2 separate regions of the Homo sapiens genome follow, and region 2 is linked to region 1. The links are chromatin loops, found by intact Hi-C in ENCODE. Cell type or tissue: heart left ventricle. All regions are shown on one strand. Each heading gives the region's core, and the rest is flanking DNA. Links, peaks and the distances in the headings are about the cores only.

Region 1 (7,830 bases), core at 1,645-5,644:
TGGAGTGCAGTGGCATGATCATAGCTCACTGCTGCCTCGATCTCCTGGGCTCAAGCGATCCTCCTGTCTCAGCCTCCTGAGTAGCTGGGACTAAAGGGACATGCCACCATGCCCAGCTAATTTTTAGTTTTTTGTAAAGATGGGGTCTTGTGGCCAGGCGCGGTAACTCACGCCTGTAATCCCAGCACTTTGGGAGGCCGAGGCGGGCAGATCACAAGGTCAGGAGATCGAGACCATCCTGGCTAACACGGTGAAACCCCATCTATACTAAAAATACAAAAAATTAGCCGGGCGTAGTGGTGGGCGCCTGTAGTTCCAGCTACTCAGGAGGGCTGAGGCAGGAGAATGGCATGAACCCAGGAGGCAGAGCTTGCAGTGAGTTGAGATTGCACCATTGCACTTCAGCCTGGGCGACAGAGCGAGACTCCGTCTCAAAAAAAAAAAAAAAGATGGGGTCTTGCTATGTTGCCCAGAGTGGTCTGAAACTCCTGGTTTCAGGCAGTCCTCCTGCCTTGGCCTCCCAAAGGGCTGGGATTACAGATATGAGCCACCATACCTGGCCTGTTTTTTTGTTGTTGTTGTTTTTGAGAAAGAGTTTCGCTCTTGTTGCCCAGGCTGGAATGCAGTGGCGTGATCTCGGCTCACTACAACCTCCACCTCCCAGGTCCAAGAGATTCTCCTGCCTCCCAAGTAGCTGGGACTACAGGTGCCCACCATCACACCCAGCTAATTTTGTGTATTTTTAGTAGAGATGGGGTTTCACCATGTTGGCCAGGCTGGTCTCGAACTCTTGACCTCAGGTGATTCACCCGCCTCAGCCTTCCAAAGTGCTGGGATTACAGGCGTGAGCCACAGCACCTGGCCTGTTGTTTTAAATAAACCAGCTTTACTGAGATATCATTCACAATTTACTCATTTAAAGTTTACACTTTACTGTACAACCATCACCACAACCAATTTTAGAACATTTTCATCACCCCATGAAGAAATTCTGTACTCAAGGCCAGGCACGGTGGCTCAAGTCTTTAATCCCAGCACTTTGGGAGGCCAAGAGGGAAGGATCACTTAAGGCCGGGAGTTTGAGACCAGCCTGAGCCACATAGTGAGACCCTGTTTCTACAAAAAATTTAAAGAATTCGCGGCTGGGCACGGTGGCTCACACCTGTAATCCCAGCACTTTGAGAGTCCGAGGTGGGTGGATCATGAGGTCGGGAGATTGAGACCATCCTGGCTAACATGGTGAAACCCCGTCTCTACTAAAAATACAAAAAATTAGCCGGGCGTGGTGGTGGGCACCTGTACTCCCAGCTACTCGGGAGGCTGAGGCAGGAGAATGGCGTGAACCTGGGAGGCAGAGGTTGCAGTGAGTGGAGATCACGCCACTGCACTCCAGCCTGGGCAACAGAGCAAGACTCTGTCTCACAGGTGGTGCACACCTGTGGTCCTAGCTACTCAGAAAGCTGAGGTGGGAGGATCATTTGAGTCCAGGAGTTTGAGACTGCAGTGAGCTATTACCAAGCCATTGCACTCCAGCCTAGGTGACAGAGCAGGATCTCATCTCTAAAGACAATTTAAAAAGTTAAAAATTTAAAAATTAAGCTGAGCGCAGTGGCTTATGGGTGTAATCCTAGCACTTTGGCAGGCCGACGCGGGCAGATCACCTGAGCTCAGGAGTTCAAGACCAGCCTGGTCAACATGGCAAAACCCATCTCTACTGAAAAAAATACAAAAATTAGCTGGACATGGTGGTGCACACCTGTAATCTCAGCTACTTGGGAGGCTGAGGCACTAGAATCACTTGAACCCAGGAGGCAGAGTTTGCAGTTAGCTCAGATAGCGCCACTACACTCCAGACTAGGTGACAGAGCAAAACCCTGTCTCAAAAAAAAAAAAACAACAACAAACAACAACAACAAAAAATTAAAGAAACCCTGAACTCAGTAGCAGACACTCCCTGTTCCTCCTAGCAGCCCCACACCACCTGCTGGGTGACAATTCTTGTGCCCTTGTTTTCCCCCAAGTCTGCACAACAGGGGTCACAGGGAGTTGAGGAAGAGGAGGGGTCTCTGACAACACATGGAGACTTCTCAGCAGCTCTTCGTCCAGGTCTGCAAGGAACAAATCCAGTCCCAAAGACACCAGGTCCCAGAAGCCAAAGCCTGAAATGAGGCCAGCAGGAGGCAGCCTTTGGCTCTGTCTTTTGCCAGATGGGCTGGATGGGGAGGCGAAGCTTAGGATGGGGGATCTGGGGGACAGGCAGTGTGGGGAGTGACTCTGGCTGCTCCAGGCACAGCCAAGCTAGCTGTGCTTGGCTTAGCTTCCTGCCTTCAAATCTGCAAATGGTGAGTTTTCTTTTTTTTTTTTCTTTTTTTTTGAGACAGGAGTCTCGCTCTGTAGCCCAGGCTGGAGTGCAATGGCGCGATCTCGGCTCATTGCAACCTCCTCCTCCCGGGTTCAAGCAGTTCTTCTGCCTCAGGCTCCCGAGTAGCTGGGATTACAGGCGCACACCACCACATTGCCTAATTTTTGTATTTTTAGTAGAGACAGAGTTTTCCCATGTTGGCCAGGCTGGTCTCGAACTCCTGACCTCAGGTGATCCACCCACCTCGGCCTCCCAAAGTGCTGAGATTACAGGCGTGAGCCACCGCACCCAGCCCCACGAAGGGTTAGTCTTCTCTGCCTGCTGAGCTAGACTGGCATGGGAGTATTGGGGCCTGCAGGAAATGGCCCACTCCTGGCTGCTCTGCCTCGATCCTGGAGTTCTGGGATGCCCCTGTCCCCCAGGGCCTGGCACCCCCACGCTGTTCACCCCTGCCCCCTAGGTCTCCTGTTCAGGCTTCCATCACACCTCTGTCTGCCCCCTGGGTGTCCCTGTAGGACTCACGCCTCTGCCCGATCCACCATGGTCCTAATGAGCTCCCAGAGGAGGCCCGAGAGCGTGGAGCAGGTCTGCCGCATCCACAGCCTGAGGTCTGTGACCACCTGTGCAAGGAGGAGATGGTGCTCAGGGAGGCCGATGTGTTGCTTCCCTGAGGAGCCAGGACCGCTGCAGAACTCTAACTGCCCCCTGGGCTCCTCAAGGTTGGGACAACACGGAGCAGGGGGTGGAGGGGCTAAAGCACCTGGTCATTCCGGCTCCGTCCCGTGTGCAGCTTCCCTGCCGTTGCACCAATGAGCTCCTGGAGGTGAAGGGAGACCCAGGGTCACGGTCTATACCCCCAGAGGAGTCAACCCAGGCAGGGCAGTTTTCCTCATCAGCCCTGCCAACCTACCTCCATACCCCAGGGCTCCGGGTCCTCCCCAAATCTCTCGCCATTTCTGCTGAGGCCTGTTCTTTTTTTCTTTTCTTTTTTTAATTTTTGTAGCTGTGGGACCTCATTATGTTGCCCAGGCTGGTCTCGAACTCCTGGTCTCAAGCAATCCTCCCACCTCAGCCTCCCAAAGTGCTAGGATTATAGGCATGAGCCAGGGTGCCTGGCTCATGTCCTGAGGTCTCACATGCTGTCTGCCAATGGCGAAGTAAACAGAATGGTGCTAATGCTCAAAGTGGCCCTGGGCAAGGTGGAGAGGGGAGGCAAGGAAAGCGGTGGGGCTCCAGGGGTCGTACCTTCAGGCGGCGCTCATTGGCTGTGTGGATGTCCTCATCATTGGAGTTCAGTTTGAAGGTGCCCTGGGCCCACTCCTCAGCCACCTGTAGTGGGTAGCAGCAATGCCGGGGTCAGGTGAGCAGGCATCAGCAGCCAAGAGAGCCCCTGCCTTGGTCCCACCCTATCCCTGGTGACTGACTGTCCCTGCCCAGGAGCTGAGTCCTGGAAGCGCACCCTGGGAGGGGGCATCTCAGGCCCAGCACACCTTTACCCATGAGCCATGTGGGCCACAGGGGTCATTAAAGGATGGAGAGAGGCAGTCATCAAGGCACACAGTTAAACAGCACTTGAGTATATAATTAGTTCAATGTGAAACCACAGATGGGCAACACTGCACTGTTTGCTCAGGGATTTGGTGGGAGCCTGGGGCCACAGGGAAGGGGCCTTGGGTGGGGCTTGGGCCACGGCAAGTACCTTGTCTAGGCCATGGAGTATCTGGTCCATCTCGGCCTTGGTGAGGAGCCCTGCCTTCTCCAGGCCCCTGCTGTAGGCTTTGCTGCCTTGAACATCCACCTCCCAAAGGTGCCGGTCGTAGGCAATGGACGCGTTGAACTTCTCCATGATGGGGTCCACTGCACCCACAAACCGGCCACCCCAAAGCTTCCCACTCTGGCCAGGAGAGCAAGAACAATTAGTCTCTCCTCCACCCTCCAGAACAGTGCTTCTTGCAAAGAGTCTTTGGGAAACTTATCAAGTCTGATGGTAGCAGGGGCATCAGATCATTCTAACTGGGCAGACAAGGAGGCTGAGACCTTCCCAGAGTCACCACCCTGGGAGTGAGCATGGGAACATGGCTGAACACCAAAAGTTTGGGTTCTTTTTTTTTTTTTTTGAGACAGAGTCTCACTTTGTCGGCCAGGCTGGAGTACAGTGGTGCCATCTCAGCTCACTGCAAACTCTGCCTCCCAGGTTCAAGAGATTCTCCTGCCTCAGACTCCCAAGTAGCTGGGATTACAGGCACGTGCCACCACACCCAGCTAATTTTTGTATCATTAGTAGAGATGGGGTTTCACCATGTTGGCCAGGCTGGTCTTGAACTCCTGACCTCAGGTGATCCTCCCATCTTGGCCTCTGAAAGTGCTAGGATTACAGGCATGAGCCACTGTGTGTGGCCTTGAAGTTGGGGTTCTTTCCCACCACATGGCACCCCTCCAAGGAGATGATGGCAGGGCCTGAGACACCCCTGGGACCACAGCAGAACTTCTGGAACCTTTCCCACCACTGACCAAGGTGCTAGGTGCCATCCTAATTGTTGACACAACCCTCTGGGTAGGCACCAATACAATTCCACTATGAAGATGGGGAAACTGAGGCACAGAGCAGCCTGCTCTCACCTGGGGTGGGATAGCCAGGGCTGCGGCCCAGCAGTCTGAAGTCAGAACCTATGCTTTTCACCCCTGTTCCACCAGGGCTTCTGGACTTGGCTCTGGTGTCCAGAACCTTTGCTGCAGGGACAGGCAAAGAGGCCTTGAGGGTCTCCACCAAGCTTAAGTGCCCTGCAACTCTCTCCCTCACAGCTTGGAGCTGGACTAAGATCCCAATTCCTACCACTCCCTTGGCTCTGAAAAGCACCCTGACACCCCCCATTGTCACTGGCCTTCTAGGAGGTCACTGGGTGATCCCTTACTCCCCAGGAGCCAAGGGCAGAGGAATGGTATGTAGGCATCTATGTTTTGTTCGTTTTCTTTGAGATAGAGTCTCACTCTGTTGCCTAGGCTGGAGTGCAGTGGCGTGATCTCGGCTCACTGCAACCTCCACCTCCCGGCTTCAAGCCAATTTTCCTGCCTCAGCCTCCCGAGTAGCTGGAATTTCAGGCGTGTGCCACCACACCTGGCTGAGTTTTATATTTTTAGTAGAGACGGGGTTTCACCATGTTGGTCAGGCTGGTCTCGAACTCCTGATCTCAGGTGATCCCCTGACCTTGGCATCCCGAAGTGCTTGGGATTACAGGCATGAGCCACTGTGCCGAGCCTGTTTTGTTCATTAAAAAAATCTTTTTTAATTCTTTTTTTTTTTTTTTTTTTTTGAGATGGAGTCTCTCTTTGTCACCCAGGCTGGAGTGCAGTGGCAGGATCTTGGCTCACTGCAAGCTCCACCTCCCAGATTCACGCCATTCTCCTGCCTCAGCCTCCTGAGTAGCTGGGACTACAGGTGCCCACCACCATGCCTGGCTAATTTTTTGTATTTTTTTTTTTCAGTAGAGACGTGGTTTCACCTTGTTAGCCAGGATGGTCTTAATCTGACCTCGTGATCTGCCCACCTCGGCCTCCCAAAGTCCTGGGATTACGGGTGTGAGCCACCACACCCGGCCTTTAAATTCTTTTTTAGACACAGGGTCTCACTTTGTTACCCAGGTTGGAGTGCGGTGGCACCATCATAGCTCACTGCAGCCTCAAACTCCTGGTCTCAACCAATCCTCTTGCCTCAGCCTCCCCAATAGTTGGGACTACAAGCATGCGCCACCACACCCAGACATTTTTTTAAAATTTTATAGGACTGGGAGTGGTGGCTCATGCCTGTAATCCCAGCATTTTGGAAGGCTAAGGTGGGTGGATCATGAGGTCAGGAGACAGAGACCATCCTGGTCAACATGGTGAAACCTGGTCTCTACTAAAAATACAAAAATTAGCCAGGCGTGGTGGCACTCGCCTGTAGTTCCAGCTACTTAGGAGGCTGAGGCAGGAGAATCGCTTGAACCCGGGAGGCGGAGGTTGCAGTGAGCCAAGATCACGCCACTGCACTCCAGCCTAGGTGACAGAGCAAAACTCTGTCTCAAAATAAATAAATAAATGAACAAAATAAAATAAAATAAAATAATTGGTAGAGACAGGGTCTCACTATGTTGCCCAGGCTGGTCTTGAATTCCTGGGCTCAAGCTGTCCTCCAGCCTCAGCTTCCCAAAGTGCTGAGATTATAGGCATGAGCCTAGGCGCCAGCCACATCTATGTTTTGAAAGAGGGCAGAGGCCAGGGCATGGGACAGAGTGGGGAGGGGGTACAGAACACCTGGGGAGCAGCCCTAGTGCCCAGGACTGGGAGGAGGGTGGGGTAGAGGTGGGCATGTCACTTCACTGACGTCCTTTTTGTGGAAGGGAGTCTACAATGGCCAATGGGGACATATATCCTCCTCTGTCCCCCTACAATGCCCCAGACTTCTATTAACCACCTGGCCTGGCACCTATTATTAAACCTCAGGGGCTGGGCGTGGTGGCTCACACCTATAATCCTAGCACTTTGGGAGGCTGAGGTGGGCAGATCACGAGGTCAGGAGATGGAGACCATCCTGGCTAACATGGTGAAACTCCGTCTCTACTGAAAACACACACAAAAAAATTAGCCAGGCATGGGGGTGTTGGGCGCCTGTAGTCCCAGCTACTTGGGAGGCTGAGGCAGGAGAATGGCGTGAACCCGGGAGGCGGAGCTTGCAGTGAGCTGAGATCGTGCCACTGCACTCCAGCCTGGGCGACAGAGCAAGACTCTGTCTCAAAACAAAAACAAAAACAAAAACCCTCAGGGTTGGGAGGCCCAGGCAGGTGGATCGCTTGAGGTCAGGAGTTCGAGATCAGCCTGGCCAACATGGTGAAACCTCATCTGTACTAAAAATATAAACATTAGCCAGGCGCGGTGGCAGGAAGCTGTAGTCCCAGCCACTTGGGAGTCTGAAGCAGGAGAATCACTTGAATCCTGGAGGTAGAGGTTGCGGTGAGCAGAGATGGCGCCATTGTACTCCAGCTTGGGCGACAGAGCAAGACTCCTTCTTAAAAATAATAATAATAATAATAATAAGATAAGGATAATAATAGTACCTCTCTGATAGCCTTATTGTGAGCATTTAATCAGATAATATTTGCAAATTGCATACATAACACGGTGCCTGGTGCTCAGGAAGGACTCGAGAAATGCCAGCTGTTACTAAGGGAGGGCTGGCAGGGGATAGGACATGCTTCAGCTCCACTCCTGGTTCCTGTATGCACCCCAGAGACCTCTCCAGTGCTCTGGCCCTGAGCTGTGAGCTGACTCCTCTATGCCCAACAGTCCCGACTGCCAAAGGACTCTGCCCTGCAGAGGCAGCCTCCGCCCCCACCCCATCTTTGAGCTGGTCCTGCCCCTTACCCCACAGCTGCCCCACCAAGCCTAGATCTCCAGCAAAGCACCACGTGGGGCCCTGGTCCTGATCACTGGAG
Region 2 (7,830 bases), core at 2,004-6,003, 670 kb before region 1:
ACTGGCAAAGTACCTGCAGAGACAGTGTTCTCTCACTTTTGTCCCTTCCACACTCTCCAGGGCCCAGTGAAGGTGGGAGTAAAAAAATTAAACAGCAAACAACTAACCTGACAAGCAGTGTTTCTCAGACTTGAATGTACATCAATATCACTTGGAAGACTAGTTAAAACACAGAGTACTGGGTCCCACCCCAGAGTTTCTGATTCAACTGGCCTGGGAAAGGGCCTGAGAATTCGAATTTAACAAGTTTCCAGGTGATACTGCTAGGAACTACCTTTGAGAACCACTGCTATAAAGAAAACACCACAATTACGAAAATGTCCATTTATTCTCAGGACTTCATTCCCAATGGGAGACTCCCTTTTCTGAATATGAGGAACCATGAGAGAGCTTTTGGAAGAGACAAAAATCAAGACTTTTTTTTTTTTTTTAGACGGAGTTTCACTCTTGTTCCCCAGGCTGGAGTGCAGTGGCATGATCTCGGCTCACTGCAACCTCCACCTTCTGGTTTCAAGTGATTCTCCTGCCTCAGCCTCCCAGTAGCTGGGATTACAGGTGCCCGCCACCATACCTGGCTAATTTTTGTATTTTTAGTAGAGACAGGGTTTCACCATGTTGGCCAGGCTGGGCTCGAACTCCTGACCTTGTTGTGATCCGTCCACCTCGGACTCCCAAAGCGCTGAGATTACAGGCGTGAGCCACCTCGCCCAGCCAAGACTTTTTTTTTTTAATTGGGACAGAGTCTGTCACTCAGGCTGGAATGCAGTGGCACAATCATGGCTCACTGTAGCCTCAAACGTCTGGCCTCAAGCAATCTTGAGCCTCAGCCTCCTGAGTAGCTGAGTTCAAGCCACAACACCTGGCTAGTTTTTTGCGGGTTTTTTTTGGTTTGTTTATATAGATGGGGTCTTTGTTGCCCAGGCTGGTCTTGAAGTCCTGGGCTCAAGTGAGCCTCCCACCTTGGCTTCCCAAAGTGCTGGGATTACAGGTGTGAGCCAATGTGCCCAGCCTAAGATTTTGACTTTTGGGACTCAAGGGCCCAGTGAAATAGGAGTCAAAGATCCGGGGAGGAGGCTGGTTTTCCCCTGAAGACACAATCCAAATTCTATAGCCACACAGGGAAGGCTTCAAAACAAAACTAAAAGCCTCTGAAAATCAAGAGTGAAATTTTCAGCAATCTCATTGTTCTCAAGAGACAAATATGACAGTATAAAACCTCTGTCGGGGAGGGACTCCTATAAACTCCCAGACTATCAGCTGAAAGTCTTAGGTGGGTACCTGCTAGGAGTAAGGGCAAATCAGAGCAAAATGCGGCCTTATCCAACCTGCAACACAACCTCAACCCTCAGCTCAGTCTCTAGCAGTATTAGGTGATCAGCCCCACTCTACCTGCCTAGCAAAAGGAAGAGTGATTTCTTCTCTGAAAAATAGCATCATCCAGACCCTTACTGTATTCACGATGTCTCACATTCAGATAACTAAAAACCAACAGGAAACGCAGATAATAGAAACAGATGCTCAGATGATTTATACTTGATTTTACCAGAAAGACTTATTTAATGGTATGTTTTTAAAAACAGAAAAAAAGAGGGAAGGCCAGGTACGGTGGCTCACGCCTGTAATGCCAACACTTTGGGAGGCCGAGGCAGGCGGATCACCTGAGGTCAGGAGATCGAGACCAGCCTGGCTAACACGGTGAAACCCCGTCTCTACTAAAAATACAAAAATTAGCCAGGTGCGGTGGCGCACGTCTGTAATTCCAGCTACTCAGGAGGCTGAGGCAGGAGAATTGCTTGAACCTGGGAGGTGGAGGTTGCAGTGAGCCAAGATCACACCACTGCACTCCCGCCTAGGCGACAATGTGAGAGACTCCGTCTCAAAAAAAAAAAAAAGAAAAAAAGAGGGAAAACATAAAAAGATTAAGAATTTCAACTGTGAATTGGAATTTGTGTCAAACTGAAATTCTAGATCTGAAAAGTATTTCTAAAATTAAGAATTCAAACCGTGTATTTAACAGCAGAACAAACACAGGAGAAGAGTATTTTCTAGTACTCAGATTCTTCTCCAAATACACATAAAGCGTCTGCTGAAGAATGAAACTGAAATCTTTGCATTTCACTGACGTAAATGGCAGAATCACTACCATAATCACTATTGCTCATGTTTGGGGCTGGAACTGGTTGGACCTGTAGTCCAACTGGCTGATCAGTTTTTCTGTCAGAATCTAAGAACCTTAACCTTAAAATAATCTCAACTTATTTCTCAAGCACCATTATATGTGTGTATATTATATTTAAATGTACCAATATATTTATAGCACTAGAAAAATATGTATCTTTTAATGCATTGAGTTACTAGACAGAAGTATTAAAAAGGCAAAAATTCCTCTTTAAGGAAATAGCTTACATCCTATAAGTGCTCTTACAGGTAATGAAAAAACTGTGTCTGCAATTTGTTCCCTAATATGTCATAAACCAAAAATAGGCTCTTGGGAGAAAGTAATATCTACTCAACATAGCTGGTATTTAAAGAACTTAAATACTGAATTTCAGTACTGTCTCTGTCATAAAACATTGTATTTCCTGGGGCAAGTAACACCTTAACAATGTTTTATAAAAAGCATCAGCAGTTAGCATATGGGTATGAAAACACTTTGCCATTGAATTTCTCATAGATGGTATTAAAAAGTGTCCATTCATGACTATACAACTTTTAAAACCCTAGACAAATAAAAATCCACATGCACTCACTACAAATAAAATCTACACTCTCATCAGACAAAATCTACATTCTCAATACAACCCCAACTGCAACGGCCAATAAATTTACACAAATAAAAATATAATCCAACTTGCTAAACAGGACCCAAACGTATTATCTCGTGAGACACCAGTTATGATAAATTTTGGACATTCTATTTCATTATTCTGTAGTTTTGTTTGTTTGTTTTTGAGATGGAGTCTCGCTCTGTCGCCCACGCTGGAGTGCAGTGGTGCGATCTCGGCTCACTGCAAGCTCCGCCTCCCAGGTTCCAGCGATTCTCCTGCTTCAGCCTCCCGAGTAGCTGGGACTACAGGCGCCCACCATCACACCCAGCTAATTTTTTAAAATATTTTTAGTAGAGACGGGGTTTAACTGTGTTAGCCAGGATGGTCTCTATCTCCTGACCTCGTGATCCGCCCGCCTTGGCCTCCCAAAGTGCTGAGATTACAGGTGTGAGCCACCGTGCCTGGCCTGTTTGTTTGTTTTTAGAGATGGAGTCTTGCTTTGTTGCCCAGGCTAGAGTGTAGTGGCTATTTACAGACACAATCATAGTGCACTGCAGCCTCTAATACCTGACCTCCGGCAATCCTCCTGCCTCAGCCTCCCAAGTAGTTGGGACTACAGGTGAACAACACCTCGCAAAGTTCTGTTTTTTGTTTTTACACTTTGTATTTGCTTTCTTACAATATTCTATTCAAAACTTTGGTCACTAGCCCAACTCCTTTTTGAGGAACACATTTAGAAAACAATGTCAAAAGCTTTATGGATATACAATTAAGGAAACACAGCATTACATAACTATATTTAGGCAAGGGCAGTTTCACCCACTGTTTACTGAGTAAGAGTGAATAAGGATGGTCTCTCTCCATTAACACAATGCATGGCTCCTGCTAGCATTTGATAAATTTGAACTATTATTACTTGAAAGTGCAACTGTTCAGCTGGAGCAAAATACAGGCAATACAACTTACTGGACATTTCATCTGAGACGAGTAGATCTGGATCTGCTCCCATCTTCATATTTGGTATTCCCTCAGCCCATCTCTGTATGGAGGTGAGGTGGCTTTCATTCAAATATGTGCCCCTGTCAGACATACACTGGGTCATGCCACCACCAGGGCTTCAGTGGAGGAAGTCACGGTGAGCCTGAAGGCCTGATATCACCTACCAAGAGCCTCAGGGAACCCAGCCAGCAAAGCAGCAGCGGCCTTGCTCTTATGACATAAAACAGTTTTTGGAGAGTGCCCAGAACCAGGGTGACAGAAAACTCTGTGAGGGTTTCAATAAGGTGCTGAAACAGTGCAGACTTGCAAACAGATTGGTCTAATCAGAAAGTTCGAATTGGAGAAATGGAAAATCAGCTCTCATAACCAAGTGATTTAGCACAAAAATACAATTGATAGTGAAGGTATAAAGTGTAATCATCAGGTAAACCTCTCCTCTCTCATAGCGTCCCTGCTTCAGGACTGCAATGGAAAAGGAAATTCTTACTGTGTAGAATTTCATTAAGATGGCTGGGTAGATGTTTGTGTGGCACCCTTGAACTAGCCGTTATGATTTTATTCTTTGTTGAGTTAATTAGAATAAAGTGATTTTCCTCAAAAAACAAACAAACAAATATGTGCCCTTGTCAGACTGTTCCATCGTGATACCCCCACGATAAACCATGCCTGTTAAAACATATGGTTCCGTGATTCACCAACAACAGAAAACAGATGCATTCAAGGAACTTGTGAGGAAGCACAAACTCAAACCCCACTGCTGATAAATTCATTACAAAAGATCCACTGAGAAAGTATGGAAGGTAGGTGAAGAATGTGCAATCCACCTACTCATCTAGATAATCTAAAACAGATCCTTAAATCAGCCTAGAGATCTAAGTACTCGGATCACATTATTTTGCAGGCAAGAGAAATGCTTTTACGGAATGTTTTGATGTTATGTCACCGTCTTACACAAAAAGCCAATAAGGAGTTTTACTAACACACAAAGTAAAACTCGACACCCAGCCCTTTGAAACGCATGCTGGAAAGTCTTTGGGAATCCAAAGCAGAAATGATCTCTTTTGTCGTATGGTCACTGACCCATGTAACTGATTATATTTCTCTCTTAATTGGCTACTCAAAAGCAAAGCCAAATTTGTGGCCCTCTGCACTTAAGACTTCAGTCCAAGTGCTCTGTGTACACAGCTCATTCCTGTTTCCATCTTAATTTTCCCTCAGTCCTGCATTCCTCACCCACTTATCTGTTATGTTACCAACAGTATGTCGCACGTATCTTTGTAAGTCATTACAAACCCTTTCTGGAACAAGATGTGGAATAATGGAATAAGTAAATGATATGTTCCACTGAAAAAAATTATAGCACAATAAGAAAACATTTTCTTCGATTAATAAACATTTTCTATGTTCAATTTCTAATGGCATTTTCTTTTATGTGCTCCAAAGTACCTTCTAAAGGAAAAATGAAAGTGCTTAAAATTAGAAAATTCTAATTTTAAGAATTTAAATTTCCTCTGTACAACAGAGGAACTACAAAAATAAAACTTTCACTATGTATTTTTAACTGCAAAGCACACAGAAAATTATAAATATACCCCTATGTGAAAATCCCCCAAAAGCGATTTTTAATTTTAGCATACAGACCAAATCACCATAAATTCAATTACAGTTGTGTATTTATTTTGAATGGGAACTGAACAGACTAGCTTCAAATGTGGTTCATAAGGTCTTTGTACAATTCCTCCTGAGTTGTTCTGTGCCTAGCATAGAGGATGCTGCCAAACCATTCCTTAGGGTGAAACAGCAGAGAATTTAGAGCCCTCAAAACTCTTGTTACATTCCTGCTTCAGAGATTTCAGCAATCTGCTCACTGTTACTGGGGGAAAATTAAAAAGCTTAATACTCTCTCAGTGTGTAATATTTTACGCATTCATGAACACATACTTATTCTAACTTCTGACTTTTAACCACATTTAATTAATTGATCATAATAATGGTATTTGGCCCTCTTAATGACCATTGCCAAGAGAGCTATGCTACCAGAAACAAATTAAAATGTTCCACTAGGGCCGGGCACGGTAGCTCACACCTGTAATCCCAGCACTTTGGGAGGCCAAGGCAGGTGGATCACCTGAGGTCAGAAATTCGAGACCAGCCTGGCCAACATGGTGAAACCCCGTCTCTACTAAAAATAAAAAAATTAGCTCAGCATGGTGGCGCGTGCCTGTTAACACCAGCTACTTGGGAAGCTGAGGCAGGAGAATCACTTGAACCCAGGAGGCAGAGGTTGTAGTAAGCCAAGATCGCACTATTGCACTCCAGCCTGGGCAACAAGGCTGAAACTCAGTCTCACTCCAGCAAAAAAAAAAATTAGCCGGACGTGGTGGCAGGAGCCCATATTCCCAGCTACTCAGGTGGCTGAGGCACAAGAATCGCTTGAACCGGGGAGGTGGAAGTTGCAGTGAGTAGAGATCGTGCCACCACACTCCAGCCTGGGTGACAGAGCAAGACTCTGTTCTCAAAAAAAAAAAAAAAAAAAAAAGGTTATATTATAAATAAAAATTGCACTTCCTGCCGGGCACGGTGGCTCACGCCTGTAATCGCAGCACTTTGGGAGGCCGAGGCGGGTGGATCACGAGGTCAGGAGTTCGAGATCAGCCTGGCCAATATGGTGAAACCCCGTCTCTACTAAAAATACAAAAAAAATTAGCTGGGTATGGTGGTTAACTACTCGGGAGGCTGAGGCAGAAGAATCCTTGAACCCAGGAAGCAGAGGTTGCAGTGAGCCAAGATCGCGCCACTGCACTCCAGCCTGGGCAACAGAGCAAGACTCCGTCTCAAAAAGAAAAAAAGAAAAGTAAAAAAAAAAAATCACACTTCCTATCCCACTGACAGTAACTTCATTGAAAACAGGAATTTCACAGGAAACTTCAAAACAGCACCATAAAAGTATAATGTTTTCCTAAAGCATTTTAGGAGCTTTATCCAAACATCAAAGAGATAAACATAAGTTAAATAATATTAAGTGGGATAACTGTTATTTCACATGTTTACATATTGTAACAATAGTCCAGATCATTTAAACTCACTTCAGCCATGTGAAACAACACACATGATGTTTCTACAGTGCTCTATGAAAGAAGTGTACATTTAATAAGATTTTCAAGATGTTTGGCCTGTACTATGAAACTTCTTTTTATAGAGACAGGGTATCACTCTGTCACTCAGGCTGTAGTGCAGTGGCTTGATCACAGCTCACTGCAGCCTGGAACTCCTAGGCTCAAGCGATTCTCCCACTTTGGCCTCCCAAAGCACTGGTATTATAGGCATGAGCCACTGCACCAGCCTGAAACTCTTGGTTTTAGTGTGATCACTTTTTTTTTTTTTTTTTTGAGATAGAGTCTCACTCTGTTGCCCAAGCTGGAGTGCAGTGGCACAATCTCGGCTCATTGCAATTTCCGCCTCCCGGGATCAAGAGATTCTTGTGCCTCAGACTCCCGAGTAGCTGAGATCACAGGCGCACATCACCATGCCTGGCTAAGTTTTTTGCATTTTAGTAGAGACGGAGTTTTGCCATCTTGATCCAGGCTGGTCTCAAACTCCTGGCCTTAAGTGATCTGCCCACCTCAGCCTCCCAAAGTGTTGGGATTACAGGTGTGAGCCACCGCACCCAGCCTATGGTGTGATAACTTTACTGATGGGCTAAGAAGCCACTCACTTGGTACCATTTCTATTCTGAGTCACAGGTGTTAGGTTTACACAGGTATTTCCTACATTTGAGGGATAGGTCATCTCTGCTAGAGATGTTTCCTCTGCAGCCAATAAAAACCCACATGCCAGAAATTAAGCTCACACAGTCAAGACTGAAATTCTATGTCTCTAGCCAAAGACTCACATAAGTAAACAGAATTTTAGTTCTATATGTAGACATCACAATGAGTAAGTACTGATATCATTTTTTTTTTTTTTGAGATGGAGTCTCGCTCTGTCGCTCAGGCTGGAGTGCAGTGGCACAATCTCGGCTCACTGCAAGCTCCGCCTCCCGGGTTCACGCCATTCTCCTGCC

Evidence for each region. Peaks named below come from ENCODE experiments on the same cell type or tissue, not always from the same donor. Only the 100,000 strongest peaks of a DNase experiment are listed, where the experiment ranks them.
Region 2: it touches region 1 in a loop (8-fold over the local background); 1 of 110 quality-filtered maps calls a loop at or near these places.

What each region holds. Positions count from the first base shown.
Region 1 is chr7:66,078,229-66,086,058 of GRCh38, reverse strand. It overlaps ASL (argininosuccinate lyase), which reads right to left. Exons shown (of 17, transcript NM_000048.4): 3 at 4,062-4,256; 4 at 3,608-3,691; 5 at 3,123-3,179; 6 at 2,885-2,982. Among named protein-coding and RNA genes, the nearest start is that of ASL, 6.3 kb to the right of the region's middle. In heart left ventricle, for the core only: no CTCF peak of the experiment used is centred there; no DNase peak of the experiment used is centred there.
Region 2 is chr7:66,745,095-66,752,924 of GRCh38, reverse strand. All of the region lies in intron 1 of RABGEF1 (RAB guanine nucleotide exchange factor 1), which reads right to left. Among named protein-coding and RNA genes, the nearest start is that of RABGEF1, 8.3 kb to the right of the region's middle. RefSeq lists an enhancer at 2,164-2,223. In heart left ventricle, for the core only: no CTCF peak of the experiment used is centred there; a DNase peak (open chromatin) is centred at 3,924; H3K27ac peaks cover 919 bases.